2 separate regions of the Homo sapiens genome follow, and region 1 is linked to region 2. Evidence: read pairs that join two places in POLR2A ChIA-PET (ENCODE). Cell type or tissue: A673. All regions are shown on one strand. Links, peaks and the distances in the headings refer to the core of each region. The heading gives the core; the rest is flanking DNA. Region 1 has its middle 34 kb from the start of LINC01803. Region 2 has its middle 24 kb from the start of LINC02832.

Region 1 (5,379 bases), core at 197-5,196, 120 kb before region 2:
CCTATGTCCATCAACCAAGAGCCTTGCAATGCTAATATCTTCCTGTATAGACAATGGGTTGTGTATTGTGTTTTCATATGCAGCTAGTTAAGTCATTTTGTAAGAGCAAACTAAGTTAATGGCAATAGACCAGTATTCCCAGAGTGATTCGGGTTTTCAGCTTCCCTCCCAAAATGGCTGTGAAGATTAAGTAAAATAATGCAAAGTGCTCATAAACCATAAAGAATGTGACTTCCTGGCGGTTGATCATGGAAGGCAAACTGCAAAAAGATACAGAGGCCTGAAGTAGCAACAGTCACTGTAACTCAGACTTCTATCGAAACTTCATGAAAACAGAAGCAAATATATTCTGTCTAGGTAAAACTCTGGGGTCCCATTGCTTTTCGATCTGGGAGGAAATCTGACTTAAGCCCCATCTCATGAATTGAAAGGTTTTTGGCTGACTCCCAGGGTCTTCCATGGTCACCTGTGGCTCAGATTGCCTGTTCTGGTGATCTCCCATCATGCTACATCTCCCCTTCTGTGACCACCCTCTTCTTTCTGTCCTGAACCAAGCTGATGTACCTTTGCCTGTTGAACCTTCGAAGCACCACCCACACTAAAGCTGTTGCATGTTGTAAACAGACCTTTACTGAAGGTTGGCAATTATAGAGAGTTCTATCAGAACTCCACAAACTACTTAAAACTAGAACTTCTGGGCCATTTCCACACCAGGGCCTCCCATACTGGATGTTGGTCCTTCTCCACATCCCACTCCTCCATCAAAGGGCTTCTGTTTGGGCATCATTTCCCCCACTCTTCCCATCTACTCCTCTGTACTCTCTCATTTTTATTATGCAGAGTCGTTCTGATCTCGCTGTGTCTCTTCCAAATCATCCTCTAGAGTTGAGGGAGTAGGGAGAGGAGGCTTCATCTTTCACACCAAATAGGTGATTATGGTCGTTTCCTAAACGAATAACCATCTCCCTAAAATGAGTCTGCCCATTAGCCTGGCAAGGCAAACCAGCTGCAATCCTTTCCTTTTTTTTTTTTTTTTTTTTTTTTTTGAGATGGAGTCTCACTCTGTCACCCAGGCTGGAGTCCAGAGGCATCATCTTGGCTCACTGCAACCTCCACCTCCCAGGCTCAAGTGATTCTCCTGCCTCAGCCATTCCCATAGCTGAGACCACAGGCACGCACCACCACACCTGGCTAATTGTTGTATTTTAAGTAGAGACGGGGTTTTGCCATGTTGGCTGGGCCGGTCTTGAACTCCTGACCTCAAGCAATCTGCCCATCTCGGCCTTCCAAAGTGCTAGGATTACAGGTGTGAGCCATCATGCCCAGCCGCTTGGTTCTTATTTTCAACCAAGATTTTCTTTTTTCTGCTCCATGTGCCTGTGCTGGTGAAGGACAGCAAGGGCCTTGAGATTTTCTTGAATTTTTCTGTCTATTCCTCCCACTTAGTGCTTGATTTTTCATGGCTAGAGAGAGCCTAGGTGTGCTTCAGCTGTCCCGCTGGTTCCCATGTCTGTATAATGAGAGAACAGCTGATCCCAGATTTGTAAAAATCCAGCAAAATAACCAACAGCTTAAATGTGCAAATGGAAGTTATTACACTGGCCCAGATTGGGTCAATGACCAATTAAGGGGCCCTGTGGAGGCACACTCCATACTCAGGTGAGGATCTCTCTGCTGCAAAAACAACTGGGAGGCAAGATGTGTGGATCAGCTGAAATCCAGCTGAACCTGTTTCTTGACAATTAACCGCAGGAGTCAGGAAAGTAGGGCCCTTGGTTTGAATTCTGAATTGATTTTAAAAGAATCACGGTGTTAGGGGAAAAGTCATAGGAGATTTGAGTTCAAATGGGAGCACTGCCTCTACCTGGCATTGAGAATTTGGGTACCTCATCTGGAAACTGTCTTAAATCATTTCTGGAGGAAGATAAGGTGGATGAATGGACAGACGAACAGATGGATGTTTGGATGTGCATTCATCTGTCAAAGGGAGATAATAATGCCTACCCACTTATTTTCAGGAGTCACTGAACATCTGAAACAGTGCGGTGTTCTTGTGGGCTGGGTATTTTTTTTTTTCTCTTCTACAGCCAAAAGAGACACTAACTAACGTTATGTTTTTCTGGAAATGCAGAAACCTGTGCATTTCTAAAGGCCCACTACTAATGGAAGTTCTGTCGTTGCAGATGACATCTCTTAGGAACAAGGCAAAGAAAAGCAAACAATCTCTTCCCCCACTTCCCCTGCTAGTTCCCACCCCCAACAGTCCCCTCCCCACATTCCACATTGCCATCCATCATCTCCCACCCTGTCCGTTTTTATCCTAAAGCAGTACTTGTTAAAGGCTCTGTGACCACTCCAGCTATTTCCTTTGAGGATGGAAACACTGCCACCGAAGCTTCATTATTATGCTAATCGAGCTCGGTCTAAGCTGCTTTCATAACTGCCACATTAAAGCGTCCCATAGAGGAGAGGCCTCCAGAGCGATGTGCTTTGCACCGGGTGAATATTAATGAAGGATGGATGAGTTCAGAGCAGTTGTTGTTGAGCCTGGCCATCAGGTAAAGGGGTCTCGCTCTCACTGCCATAAATAAATAAATAAGTAAACAAGCAAACAAGCAGATTCTAAAACACAAAGGAACCGGAGCAAAGCTTCAGAGGAGGAAAAAAGGGGATTCTTGCACAGTATAAACATCTTCCATTGCATAGTATGCATCACTTTTATCAAGCCAGGGTAATTGTCCCTATTTTCGAGACAAAGAACGTAGGCCTCATAACTGTGAAGACTTATTCAGAGACTTACCACTCCTCAGTGACAAGATCTTACACCACTCCAGCCTGCAGAGCAGCCAGTGACAAAACTGGGGAAACCAAGCTAAGCCAAACTGCTAAAAATAAGAAGCTAGAAGGTGACAGAGTGGAGACTGGAGTCCAGTGGGGATGCTTACCAAATTGACCCCTTGGAACAGTAACGGTGCACAGCTCTCTTGTATCCTGATGAAAAGCTGTAATAGACAACCCCCTGACTTGCTTTGCCTAGTTTTCAGTGGTGTCCCATGGAAAACTAAAGGAGGAGGAAGACCCACAGGTTCCAGAAGTATTTCTGGACAACTCGGAGAGAATGAGAGATAAAAGGCCCTAGACTGGCAGCATCAGGAGAAAGGAGCTGAATCTCCCTTCCCAGATATAAATCAAGAAGCTGAGCTAAACAGAGGTCAGTACCTCTCCTAGTCCCTGCATGCCAGGGGCACACCAGGGGGTTCTCATGAGCAGCCCATCTCAGTATCTCTCATACTTCCTAAAGGAGTCTCAGTCTTTCTGCTTCTAACCCAAAGAAGAAGAAATCCTGAAAAAAGCATTGCTAACTTCTGCTCCCATGAGTTAGAAGTGACTACGACATTCCATATCTTTCTCACTGAGAAGTCTGTGGCCCTTAAATCTTTCCAGTCCAACAATGAACACCCCTCAATTACATTAGATACATGCTATAATCCTTCCCACTAGCGAGATAAAGATTCATGCGTGGTGCACTCCCCAAGAGTCATTCCCAGCCCCTTCCTTCCTTGCTGGCAGATGCTGGAATATTCTCCAGATGTTTGCAGCAACCCTCCCTTCCTACCCTGTGTCTTCAGCCAAGGACACCCCCTCCCGTCCCAAGGGTAAATATTAAATGTTAATTTATTTAAGCCAATCCTGTTGATTCCATTCACTTGCCAGTGATAGATACAGACCTAGGCCTGTGATGTAACCCTGACCCTTAAGATACAGGGATGAGAGAGTTGCGAGTCATTGGGAAAGTTTCCAGTGCTCTAAAAAGAGGGCAAAAGCCTGGGACTTTGGCCTCTTCCTGCATTTGAATATAGGCAATGCTTTGAGCTGTGGCAGACACTAGTAAAACCAAGAAAAAGCCAAGGAAATTACAAGAGGCCAGCAGAAGCCTGACATCCCTGCACTGCTGAAGCTACCACCTCTCGAGTCACCTGCTGTGGTCTTCTTGTTAGGTGAGATAATGGTATTTTTATTATTGTTTAGGCCATTTTTATCTGGATGTCCTGACACTTGTAAACAAAATGGTCCTGCTATACCTCCTTGTTTTTTGGGGACAGAATCTCAATTTTGTTTGGGTAACCTATACCCCAATTAAACTAACGTGATAAGCTAAACTAATGGTGGAAGCTCCATTTCCTTACCAGAGATTGGTTTAGGGTGCAAATGTGACCTAAATCTTCCAATGAAATGGAAGTAGAAGTTTCTGTGGAGGCTTTTAAGAGGTTTCTTGTTTAGGAGAGAAAACAAGGAACAGGGATTTTTCTTTCCCTGCTGATATGGGTTGGCTGTGTCTCCACCCAAAATCTCATCTTGAATTATAATCCCCATCATCCCCATTGTCAAGGGAGAGATCAGGTCGAGGTAACTGAATCATGGGGGTGGTTTCCCCCATGCTGTTCTCCTGATAGTGAGTGAGTTCTCATGAGACCTGATGGTTTTATAAGGGGATCTTCCCCCTTTGCTCGGCACTTCCCCTTCCTGCCACCTTGTGAAGAAGGTGCCTTACTTCCCCTTTGCCTTCTGCCATGATTGTAAGTTTCCTGAGGCCTCTCCAGCCATGTGGGACTGTGAGTCAATTAAACCTCTTTCCTTTATAAATTGCCCAGTCTCAGGTACGTCTTTGTAGCAGTGTGAAAACAGACTAATACACCTGCTGAATGTCCTCATGCTTGGATGTCACATACACGGAGCTGCAGCAGCCATCTTGAAACCATGAGGGGCACTGGTCTGAGGAAAAAGTTAATGTGTTGAGGTTGGTGAATCTTTATTGTTAAAGGGATTTCAAGTTGGGTTTTCTATTATACAGCCGAGTAATGATAATCTTTAGCCTTATAGTTCAGGAATGGATTGCTTATAGTTATCTATCCAGTCACTTGCCTTCCCAATACTCTTGGGTAGAAGAGGAAGGGGTAGGTAGTACAGCAGCCTAATAAAAGGAACTTAACACTTGTATCCTATCCAGACCGCAGGAGTAGTGGGTGCCAGTTAAGGATGTGCCATGAATACTTGTGGCAATGACAAATTACTGTGGAGCCTGTGAGTTTTTATTTTATTATGACTTCCGTTTTCTTTTAATTTAATCACCACTAAATTTTTTATAAGGAAGAAGGAAAGCAAGGGCAGATTAAGAGAGCCTGTAAAATGCATTACATCTTTAAAACATGGATTTCATTACTCACATGCTTGTAAAATGCTTTCATGAATATCAAGTCTCTTCACACTCCTCCCCCACCAAAAACAGAAAAGAAAATGAGAAAAAGGAAATGGTTGTGGTTCTATTTGCTTTATTTTCCTGCAAAATGCTTTGAATCCTGTGAAAACCTAGGTGGACTT
Region 2 (5,379 bases), core at 203-5,202:
CAAATTTTTACACACTAAAATAAAGAACAGCCTTAAGAATGTGTGGAAGTGAGAGAGGATAGTCATTCATCCTCATTTTCCTGAGGGTGAGAAAGTGGGATCTATAAATTAGGATAGGAATAGTCAAGCTGTTTTTTATCTCAAAATGCAATGTGGTTTTTGCTGCTTAGAAGATAATGCATCATGCATCTGAGTGGCCAACTATGCCCTATTTGGGGAAGACAAGACTTATGTTACTGTATTAGTCCATTCTCACACGCTATAAGGACATACCCAAGACTGGGTAATTTAAAAAGGAAAGAGTTTTAATTGATTCAAAATTCCATAGGGCTGAGGAAACCTCAGGAAACTTACAGTCATGGCAGAGAGGAAGCAAACATGTCCTTCTTCACATCGCGGCAGCAAGGAGAAGTGCAGAGCAAAATGGGGGAAAGCCCCTTATAAAACCATCAGCTCTTGTGAGAACTCACTCACTATCATGAGAACAGGATGGGAGAAACCACCCCCATGATTCAGTTATCTCCATCTCCACCTGGTCCCTCCTACAACACATGGAGATTATGGGAACAACAATTCAAGATGAGATTTGGGTGGGGACACAGGCAAACCATATCAGTTACTGAAGGTTTTGGGCTCTGTCTTAGTTCATCCAGGTTACTATCACCAAAACACCATAAACCGAGTGGCTTATAAGCAGCAAACATTTCTCACAGTTCTGGAGGCTAGGAAGTCCAAGGTCAAGGTGCCAACAGATTTGGTATCTGGTGATGGACCACTTTCTATCTTATAGGTGGCACCATCATGCTGTGTCCTCATATGGTAGAAGGGACAAGGAATCTCTCTGGGGTCTCTTTTATAGGACATTAATTCTATTCATAAGGGCACAGCCTACCAAGATACCTCACCTTCTAACACCATCACCTTGGGGTTAGGATTTTAACATATGAATTTGAAGGTGGGGAGCATAAACACTCCGTTTGTAGGCCCTAATCTAAAGGGTGACTACATCCTCATTAATTGTGGCAGGAAAACAAGAAGAGATCAGAGCTTTTAGCTGGGTGTGGATGGGAACTGAGAAAACTGAGAAGAAGGACTAGTAGGGAGGACCCTGAATAGAGCCCATTTACCCAAGGTCACATCCCAGAATGTTGTCTATGAGGGTTTATAGCAAGAAGATGGCAATGGAAGAAACGCACCAGCCAAAGGCCCAGGGTATCTTACTGGCAGGCCAGCCCCACTTTGTGTATGAGGCACTTGTACCCCTTCCCTCAGAGCACCTACATCCAGTGGTCCAGCAATGGCATGAAAAGACACAGTACCCTGCCTGAGCTATGGTTCTTAGGACTGGTGAGCCCAGAGAGACCTTGTGGACTAGCCAGGTGGTGGAGTGACTCCAGGGAGCACGCTGAACACATAGAACATTTGAAGCTGGGTGGACAGGAGAACAGGCTGGAAGAGGGGCTGTTGAGAGTGTTTCTGTTCAGGGAGGCAAGATGAACATGTGACAGTGAGCAGGGTTCCCCTAATGACATTTTGGCCAAGAAAGCAGCCTGGAGGTACTCGGCCGGGAATTCATTGCGGAGAGTGGGACTCTGGGGTGCTCAGAGTCAGGCAGTATGGAGGGAGGGTAAAGGAGGTGGGCTTATTCCAGGCCATTGGGAGGCTGGCCAAGAATGAGAAGTGTGGCAGGCCCTAGGAGGAGGAAGTGCTTGGCAGCCAGCAGAGCATGAATTGGAAAGACTCCTGGACTACCAAGCACTATGGAGGTTGTATTGGTCCATTCTCACGCTGTTAATAAAGACATACCCAAGATTGGGTAATTTATAAAGGAAAGAGGTTTAATTGACTCACAGTTCTGCAAGACTGGAGAGGCTTCAGGAAACTTACAATCATGGAAGAAAGGGAAGCAACATGTCCTTCTTCACATGGCAGCAGCAAGGAGAAGTGCAGAGAAAAGGAGGGGAAAAAGCCCCTTATAAAACGATCATCTTGTGAGAACTCACTCGCAATCATAAGAACAGCAGCATGGGGGTAACTGCCACCATGATTTAATTACCTTCCACTAGCTTCCTCCCATGACATGTGAGGATTATGGGAATTACAATTCAAGACAAGATTTGGATGGGGACACAGCCAAACCATATCAGAAGTCAAGAAGAGAAGCTGAGGTCTGGACAAGCCCAATTCCCAGGCATCTGATGGCTCTCTGGCGCAATGTTGTCTTGAGCTTCCCACTCCCACCTGCAGCAGAGGTGCTAGTCAGATGCTAAACTTGATCTCAAGAAAGGATCCCAGCTCTCAAATACCTGTCAAGTGTGTGCATACTTGTCAGGTGTACCCAGAGCCTGAGCTACCAGCAATGTCTGAGTTCAAAAGGGTGAGTAATGAAAGTGGTGTGAAGAAGGCACGCAGCAGGCTGAAGAATGGGCCCCCAAAGATGTCCACCACCTAATCCCAGGAAACATACATGGCAAAAGGGACTTTGAAGATGTAATTAAGGCCATAGACATTGAAATGGAGAGACTGTCCTGGATTATCTACTTGGCCCAGTGTAATCACAGTGTCCTTATAAGAGTGAGGCAAGAGGGGTGAGAGTCAAATAAGGAGATGTGACAATAGAAACAGAAGTTAGAGCCATGTGGGCCCACAACCAGCCTCTAAAAAGCTGGAAAAGGCAAGAAAATGAATTCTCCCTAGAGCCTTAAGAAGCAACACAACCCTGCCAACATCTTGATTTAAGCCCAAGAAAACTGATTTTGGAATTCTGACCCATAGAACTGTAAGATTATAAATTTGTGCTGTATTAAGCAACTATATTTGTGGTTCTTTGTTAGAGCAACTATAAGAAAGTAATGTGTGGAAATTAAAAACAAAAGCTGCTTTTGTGGTTACATACATTTAAAATTATCATAATGTTTATATTTGTCAACTTCTTATAACTCACAGTTTTTGTTATATCCTTTCCTTCTTAAAATATTTATTTTCCTACCTACTTCTATATCCATAATGTCTATATTATTTTTCTTAAAGAACCCACTAAATGTATCAGTTTTGAGTCCCCAGAAAAACTGGATCCACTAAAATGGATTATTAAATCTTGGCTATTGCAAATAGTGCTGCAATAAACATGGGAGTACAGGTATCTCTTCAAAAAAAAAAAAATGCCCCAGGAAGGCAGCAAGTAGAGAGCTTTAAACCACAGCTGCAGCTGCTTCAGGGCTGGGGCACTTGATAGTGTCAGGCAGTGATTTTGCACATAGCAATGTGGACTTCTGAGTAACAGGAGACAGACTTCCAGGAAGCACTCAGATCGTCGGGTATTTGTTTCTGCCTTATACAAGTTAAAATATACCAGACCTAACATTATGTACCTGACACACACTTCCTCATTTAATTCTCAGAACAACTCTATGATGCAGGCACTATTGGCATCCCCATTTCACAGAGCTAGAAACTGAGGCTCAAGTAGGTGAGGTTATGCACCCAAGCAAAAGAGCTGGGATTTGAAACTAGTCAGCCTAACCCCAGAGCCTACACTCAGAACCACTACATTATATTGTGTGATAAAAAGAAAAGAGTGCTAACTCTACCGTCTGCCCCACACAGCATGAGCAGGCTGTCCAGAAAGTGGAAGCAGAGAACATGTATTCTGTGGAGAGAGCTGTCCCTCTTAATTAACTATGTGGAGTGTGTTTGTGCAGTAGCAAGTGGGCCCAGAAAGGGCTGGCTTTAGGCACAGAAGACAAACTTTGCATGTTCTCACTGGTTTGTGGGAGCTAAAAATTAAAACAATTGAACTCATGGAGATAGACGGTGGAGTGATGGTTATTAGAGGCTGGGAAGGGTAGCAGGAAAGTAGGAAGTGGGAGTGGTTAATGGGCATACAAATGTAGTTAGATAGAATGAACAAGATTTAGTATTTGATAGCACAACAGTGTGACCACAGTCAACAGTCATTTGTTGTATATTTTAAAATAACTAAAAGATTATAGCAGGAATGTTTATAACCTAAAGAAATGATAAGTGCTTGAGATGATGGATAACCCATTACCCTGATGTGATTATTACACATTGTTCACCTGACTCAAATATCTCATGTACCCCAGAAATATGTATACCTACCACGTACGCAGAAATTTTTTCTTAATTTAAAAAAAAAAAACAGCTCTCCCTCTCCCTCTCCCCCTCCCCCTCTCTGCACGGTCTCCCTCTGATGCCGAGCCGAGGCTGGACTGTACTGCCGCCATCTCGACTCACTGCAACCTCCCTGCCTGATTCTCTTGCCTCAGCCTGCCCAGTGCCTGCGATTGCAGGCACGCGCCGCCAAGCCTGACTGGTTTTCGTATCTTTTGGTGGAGACGGGGTTTCGTAGTGTTGGCCGGGCTGGTCTCCAGCTCCTGATGGCGAGTGATCTGCCAGCCTCGGCCTCCTGAGGTGCGGGGATTGCAGACGGAGTCTCTCTCGCTCAGTGCTCAATGTTGCCCAGGCTGGAGTGCAGCGGCCTGATCTCAGCTCGTTAAAACCTCCACCTCCCAGCCGCCTGCCTTGGCCTCCCAAAGTGCCGAGATTGCAGCCTCTGCCCAGCCGCCACCCCGTCTAGGAAGTGAGGAGCGTCTCTGCCTGGCCGCCCATCATCTGGGATGTGAGGAGCCCCTCTGCCCGGCCGCCCAGTCTGGGAAGTAAGGAGCGCCTCTTCCCAGCCGGCCGTCATCCCATCTAGGAAGTGAGGAGCGTCTCTGCCCGGCCACCCATCGTCTGGGATGTGGGGAGCGCCTCTGCCCCGCCGCCCAGTCTGAGATGTGAAGAGCGCCTCTGCCCGGCCGCGACCCGGTCTGGGAACTGAGGAGTGTCTCTGCCCGGCCGCCACCCTGTCTAGGAGGTGAGGAGCGTCTCTGACCGGCCGCCCTGTCTGAGAAGTGAGGAGCCCCTCCGCCCGGCAGCCGCCCCGTCTGGGAAGTGAGGAGCGTCTCCGCCCTGCAGCCGCCCGTCCGGGAGGTGGGGAGCAGCCCCTGCCCGGCCAGCCGCCCCGTCAGGGAGGTGGGGGGCCGCCCCGTCCGGGAGGTGGGGGCCGCCTCTGCCCGGCCACCCCGTCTGGGAAGTGAGGAGCCCCTCTGCCCAGCCGCCGCCCCATCTGGGAGGTGTACCCAACAGCTCATTGAGAACGGGCCATGATGACGATGGCAGTTTTATCAAATAGAAAAGGGGGAAATGTGGGGAAAAGAAAGAGATCAGATTGTTACTATGTCTGTGTAGAAAGAAGTAGACATAGGAGACTTCATTTTGTTCTGTACTAAGAAAAATTCTTCTGCCTTGGGATGCTGTTAATCTATAACCTTACCCCCAACCCGGTGCTCTCTGAAACATGTGCTGTGTCCACTA

What was found. Peaks named below come from ENCODE experiments on the same cell type or tissue, not always from the same donor. Only the 100,000 strongest peaks of a DNase experiment are listed, where the experiment ranks them.
Region 1: POLR2A ChIA-PET joins it to region 2 with 5 read pairs; 2 of 35 experiments call an interaction of 5 or more read pairs at or near these places.

The regions. Positions count from the first base shown.
Region 1 is chr2:219,868,565-219,873,943 of GRCh38, reverse strand. No RefSeq gene overlaps it. Among named protein-coding and RNA genes, the nearest start is that of LINC01803, 34 kb to the left of the region's middle. In A673, for the core only: no CTCF peak of the experiment used is centred there; DNase peaks (open chromatin) are centred at 2,413 and 5,103.
Region 2 is chr2:219,750,808-219,756,186 of GRCh38, reverse strand. No RefSeq gene overlaps it. Among named protein-coding and RNA genes, the nearest start is that of LINC02832, 24 kb to the right of the region's middle. In A673, for the core only: no CTCF peak of the experiment used is centred there; no DNase peak of the experiment used is centred there.